2 separate regions of the Homo sapiens genome follow, and region 1 is linked to region 2. A link is an interaction called in ENCODE POLR2A ChIA-PET data of the cell type or tissue named here. Cell type or tissue: MCF 10A. All regions are shown on one strand. Links, peaks and the distances in the headings refer to the core of each region. The heading gives the core; the rest is flanking DNA. Region 1 has its middle 18 kb from the start of SDE2. Region 2 overlaps LINC02765 (long intergenic non-protein coding RNA 2765).

Region 1 (2,786 bases), core at 1-2,500, 520 kb before region 2:
GTGCAATGACACAATCTCGGCTCACTGCATCCACCATCTCCTGGGTTCAAGCAATTCTCCTACCTCAGCCTCCCAAGTAACTGGGATTACAGACATGTGCCACCACACCTGGCTCATTTTGTATTTTTAGTAGAGATGGGGTTTCTCCATGTTGGTCAGGCTGGTCTCAACTCCTGACCTTGTGAACCACCCACCTCGGCCTCCCAAAGTGCTGGGATTACCACCGTGCCTGGCCAGTTTTCTCTTTTTTAAAAAGAATCTCTTCGCTAGGTGCAGTGGCTCAGGCCTGTAATCCCAGCACTTTGGGAGGCTGAGGCGGGCAGATCATTTGAGGTCAGGAGTTCAAGACCAGTCTGGCCTTCATGATGAAATGCTGTCTCTACTAAAAATACAAAAAAATGAGCCAGGTGTGGCAGTGCGTGCCTGTAATCCCAGCTACTTGAGAGGCTTAGGCATGAGAATTGCTTGAACCCAGGAGGCGGAGGTTGCAATGAGCCAAGATCATGCCACTGCACCCCAGCCTGGGTGACAGAGTGAGACCCTGTCTCAAAAAATAAAAAGAATCTCTTTACAGATCTTGTTCCACTGTCTTCTGGCCTTCATTGTTTCTGATGACAAATCAGTGGGTATTCAAATAGTTTTTCCCTTTATAGAATGCGTCTTTCTCTTTGGCAGCTTTCAGGTGTGGTTTTCTATGTATTTATCTTGGGAGTTTGATGAATTTCTTGGCTCTCTAAATTTATGCCATTTAATCAAATATAGGAAAGTGTCAGCCATTATTTCCTCAGATCTTTTTCCTGACCCATGTTTTCTCTTTCCTGGGACTTCAGTTATAAATATACTAAGCTTCGGTCTCAGTCTCCGAGTCTCTGTCTTTTTTTTTTTTTTTTTCCACCAAACGCTTCTCTCTGTTCTTCAGATGATTTCTGTAATATAGCTAAGTTGATGGAGAGTCTTCAAGCCAAAGTTGCCTTTTGGAGGAGTTGGCATCTTGCCAGAATGGGCCTGCCTTAGTACCTGTACTGTGCACGTTGGCTATAAAGAGTCCCCAGAAAGTGTGGCCTGAGTGTGAACCCGGTGGCCCCAGAGCATCACTGAGTGATGCTCCCCACAGCAGGAGATCTGAGAGGCGTATTTTCGTGGCTGCCACAGTATGTTCTGTTGCTTAGGGAGGATTATTTTTCTAGCTTGGGTAGTTGGAAACAGTTTTCTTCAAATTATGTGGGTGCCTGTTCAGATCTTAAAAAGCACACCCAAAGGGAGAAGGGAAACATTTAGATTTAGTGAAGGTTTACTTTTTAAAATTTTTTTATTTTATTTTATTTTTAGATGGAGTCTTGCTCTGTCGCCCAGGCTGGAGTGCAGTGGCGCCATCTTGGCTCACTGCAAGTTCCACCTCCCGGGTTCACGCCATTATCCTGCCTCAGCCTCCCAAGTAGCTGGGACTACAGGCACGTGCCACCACACCCGGCTAATTTTTTTGTATTTTTAGTAGAGACGGGGTTTCACTGTATTAGTCAGGATGGTCTCGATTTCCTGACCTGGGGATCCGCCCACCTTGGCCTCCTAAAGTGCAGGGATTACAGGCCTGAGCCACCGCGCCCAGCATAGTGAAGGTTTACTTTACAAGATCAGGGTTCATCTTTGAGAGACTCAGGCAGCCATGCCCAAAGAATTTCTTTCTTTTGTGGCAGCATGAAGCTGGCTGGGCCAGTGCCCCTTTCCTAATTGGCCTGGTTATCCTCTTCAGGTTGCCAGAGCACTAGCTGGGCCCTGCTTTATTTAGCATGGGAGTGTGAGCAGCTGTTGCCCTGCTCCCTGCAGGCAAATAGACCTTGACTGGCAAAATGAAAAGACTATAGAGTTTTCTAATTGCCCCCTCTCTTGTAGCATTAAAGGCTAAAAGTAAGGAGGCTGCTGATGAGCAGAAACTGACCATCTAGCCTCTCTTCCTAGGTGGCTGTAGTTCTTCCAGCCCTCGCTGATCTGTGCGTGGGGATGTTAATGGGCTTTTGCTGTGGGTCCATTTCACTCACCCACACATTTTGTTTTGGAGATAGCTACCTTCCTCCTTCCTCTTCTAGTACTCGTACCGCAAGCTTCCTCATTATATTCCTTTTGTCAGTTCAAATGGGAGTTTGCAAGAGGGAATTAAACAAATATGCTCAGATTACCATCTTGAGCCAGCACCTGTTAGTGATTTTCAAGGTGAAAAGTACCCCCCCCCGAGAAAGTCTAGGAACACCAGGTGTTAATTCTAGGCTGGTTCTGATCAAAATCTTAAAAATGTTGACTTAAACTTTATGGCCTTATTTGTGTGCCTGAACTAGAATACAGGAAAAGATATTATGGACTCCAGGTGGCCCTGTGCCACCCACACTGTTGCTGCAAGTCACCTGCCTATTGGCCTGTTTCTGGGAGGGATCTCTGATTCAGTCAGTGCCAGTCTCATCTCTGGTATGTTTGGTACTACTTTTTCTTTGCATTCACCTTCATGAGATTTCCTTTGAGAAAAACTAAATTAATGATGCTCTATAAAGTAAGCCTACACTCAAACCATTCATAGGTCATTGATTCAGGATGGCCCCCACATAATACTGCTGAGCTGAAGGAAAGAATGTGCATGGTCATACTTCGGTTTTCCCTGGAATACAGGCCATGTGGTGTGGTGGGCCTTAGGGCAAGGGTTTTAGGGTTACTGATCTGGGTCTAAAATCCTGATTTTCCTCCTTTCTAATAGTGTTTCCTCAGACAAGCTCCATAGCCTTTCTGAGCATCAGTTTTCT
Region 2 (2,802 bases), core at 278-2,777:
TATTTTCCTTCCCCCCTCCCTACTTCCCGGGTTCATTTTATAAAGCTTATAGGGATGGTCGCAGCATCTGAGGTGAACACATTTTGGGAGCATCTTTCTAGTCCACAGCAAACCCCTTAGCCAGAGCAGTCCTCCACCGTTGCCCAGTGAGACCCTCCCTCACTGGTCTGTGTCACTGCTCCAGGTTCAATGAGACCCTCCACCCAGATGAGCATGAGCCCAGCCAGGGTGGGCTGTTCAGTTTCTTCCCTGGGAATCTGGAGCTGGATTGAGCTGGTCTGCAGGTAAATGGGCTTTTATTGCGTGAGGGGGATATGGGAGAGGCTGTTCCCACCACCATGGGCCCTGGGACAGCAGCGGCTGTGGGTTGGAGAGAGCGGGGAAGGCAAGCTGCGCAGGCAGGGTCAAAAGAGGGAGGTGGCCCCGGGCTCCAGGCCCCCTGAGGCAGGCCATGGGGTGGCAGGGTAGGGGCAGTGCTCCTGTTGTCTGGATGTTGAAGGAGGTCCTGGGAGATGAGTGATGTGGCCCCATGGCCAGTCATCCAGACTTTCCAGCCCCAGCCACCTTGACCCTCCTTCCCTCAACACCTTCTCTTGCCCTTGAGCTGCTGCTCCCGACAAGTAGGTAGGTCCCCAAGTCACCAGATATTCTGTCATGCTTTAGGTGACTAGACCCCCACATCCCAGCAGCTGTGCTCCCTGGCTGCTCCTGAAGAGTTGCCAGCCCCCTCCCTGGCCCTCACCAGTCCTGACAAAGGGGCTGAGGGGACAGGGGCAGGACTGGTCTGCTGGGTCCAGGGTGGCTTGGGGCCAGGCCGTTCTGTATCCTGGTTTTATAAAACGAAGCTGTGCTGCTCCTTCAGGCGATGGGGCGGGGCAGAGGGGGCACAGACTCCTCCTGACATCTCTGGCTTTGGGACAAAACAATTTACCCGGTGGACTCTTCTAGCCTGGTCTGAGAGCCCAGCAGGCTCGAGACACTGCAACCTGGCCTGGCCGTGGGCAGGCAGGGAGTGGAGGTTGCGGCATCGTCTGGGCAGAGGAGCTGGGGCGTTTGCCAGAAGTCTCCAACGGGCCATCTGGTCCCAGAGAGCAGAGCACACAGCCTCAAGAAATACGAGAAAGGCGGCAGGGGCAGGTGAGCTACAAAGAGGGCTCCCCTGGGCAGTTTCATTTTTAGGGGATTGTTTCATATATCTTCGGACCTTCAGGGTTTTAATATGTTTGAAGCTGTGCAGTGAAGCCCAAGGTCCTCTATGTGACCTTGCAACCCCTCTGGGCCTTGGCCAGCTGCCGCTCTGCCCCTTGCCTGCCCTCCAGACTCTGGTAAACATCAGCAAACCTGGATGGAGAGGAACCGTGGATGAGGATGAAGTGGGGAGTAGGTCCTCCAAATCCTTCCAAAGCCACCTCATCCTTCCAGCTAGCTCCAGGCAGGAGCAGCAAGCTCCCTGTGCTGTCCTGCATCAAACAGGCAAGGACAGCTGGACACGGAGAGAAGAGGCTGCAGGAGAAATGAAATTACCTCCACAGCCCAGGCAAGACAGCAGCCAGGGGTGCCTATCTGCCAGCTGTGCAGGAAAGACCCCTTCCCCACCATCCCCCGCTGGTCGGGGAGAGCCACACTTGCTTTTACTTATACTCAGTAGGTGTGATTAGCAATGCGAGTCTGGGAAGTTTTTTTCTCGAACTAGAAACCTTGGGTGGCACCCTTGTTGGGGTAACAGTGAGAGGTGTGGGTGACAGAGGGGAGGGGCCTTGATGCTTCCTTGCTCTTGGCAGGGGGAGCTGGCTGGTGGATGATTCATTCATTCAGTAATTGTTTATCTAGAGGAAATGATGGGCAAAGGCCCTGTGGGGTGGGCAGTGTCATATGAGGTGTCAGGAGGTGGCTGCAAAGGAGAGGAGCTTGCAGGGGTTAAGGCAGCTGAGGGACCTTAACCCGAGGTGGCACCTGGCTTAGCTCTCATAGCTGTGGTTGCTGCTTTTACGGTAGATTAGATTTTCCTGAAGCATGGCAAGAAAGAATAGTTGGGACAGGCTAGGTTTCTGAGCAGAATGCAACCTTTGGCAAAACCCCATAAAATACTCTGTAGCTTAAAAAAAATCCCCAGACCTCAGCCAACTATAGTTATGCTCCTAAACCAGTTCAACAGAAGCCCTTACATGACTGCTGATCTGGGTGGCAGGTGGTGGCTGTCTGCACCCTAGGCTGCAGGGAGGATGGCCCCGGGAGCCCCCAGACCACAGACACCAACAGAGGCCCGGGGTGGGGTGGGCGGTACCAGAGGCAGCTGCCGAGGACTCTTGGAGATGCTCCCTCTGCTCCTCCTTTTGCCACCAGGGGCCTGAAAAAGGATTTCCTTCCGTGGGAAAATCCAGATCGGCCTCCCTGTCACCTCTTCTTCACCCTCATTCGTTCCTCCCCCTGGGATAATCTGACTGTGCCTGTTCAGCTCTGTGGCTAAACAGAGTGGATCCTGTCAGTCCTCACCCTACGGATCGCTGAGGTCCTGCACCTTTCGCTTGGCCATGCTCAGCTCCGGGGCTCCCACCCGCCTTGCCTTTACCCCGGGACTGCTCTCCGCCTCCGTGGCTGGGTCCTGTCCTCGGGCTCCCTTCTTCAGTAGCAAGGACCTTAGGTCCTCATCCTTGAGCCTCTTCTCTCCCAAACAGACCCTTGTACCTGAGCTTGTCCACTCCCGAGGAGAACAGACATGTGCCCAGGCCTCGGAAATCTGTTGTTTCTAGGCTTCCTCTCTGTAAAGTTCCTGATTCATATAACTCATTGTAGGAATTGTGA

Evidence for each region. ChIA-PET counts read pairs that join two places held together with the same protein. Peaks named below come from ENCODE experiments on the same cell type or tissue, not always from the same donor. Only the 100,000 strongest peaks of a DNase experiment are listed, where the experiment ranks them.
Region 1: POLR2A ChIA-PET joins it to region 2 with 8 read pairs; 14 of 35 experiments call an interaction of 5 or more read pairs at or near these places.

Annotation. Positions count from the first base shown.
Region 1 is chr1:225,979,739-225,982,524 of GRCh38, reverse strand. No RefSeq gene overlaps it. Among named protein-coding and RNA genes, the nearest start is that of SDE2, 18 kb to the left of the region's middle. In MCF 10A, for the core only: no CTCF peak of the experiment used is centred there; no DNase peak of the experiment used is centred there.
Region 2 is chr1:225,459,876-225,462,677 of GRCh38, reverse strand. The region is part of intron 2 of LINC02765 (long intergenic non-protein coding RNA 2765); the gene reads left to right. Among named protein-coding and RNA genes, the nearest start is that of LINC02765, 6.5 kb to the left of the region's middle. RefSeq lists an enhancer at 1,504-2,185. In MCF 10A, for the core only: no CTCF peak of the experiment used is centred there; DNase peaks (open chromatin) are centred at 1,027 and 1,807.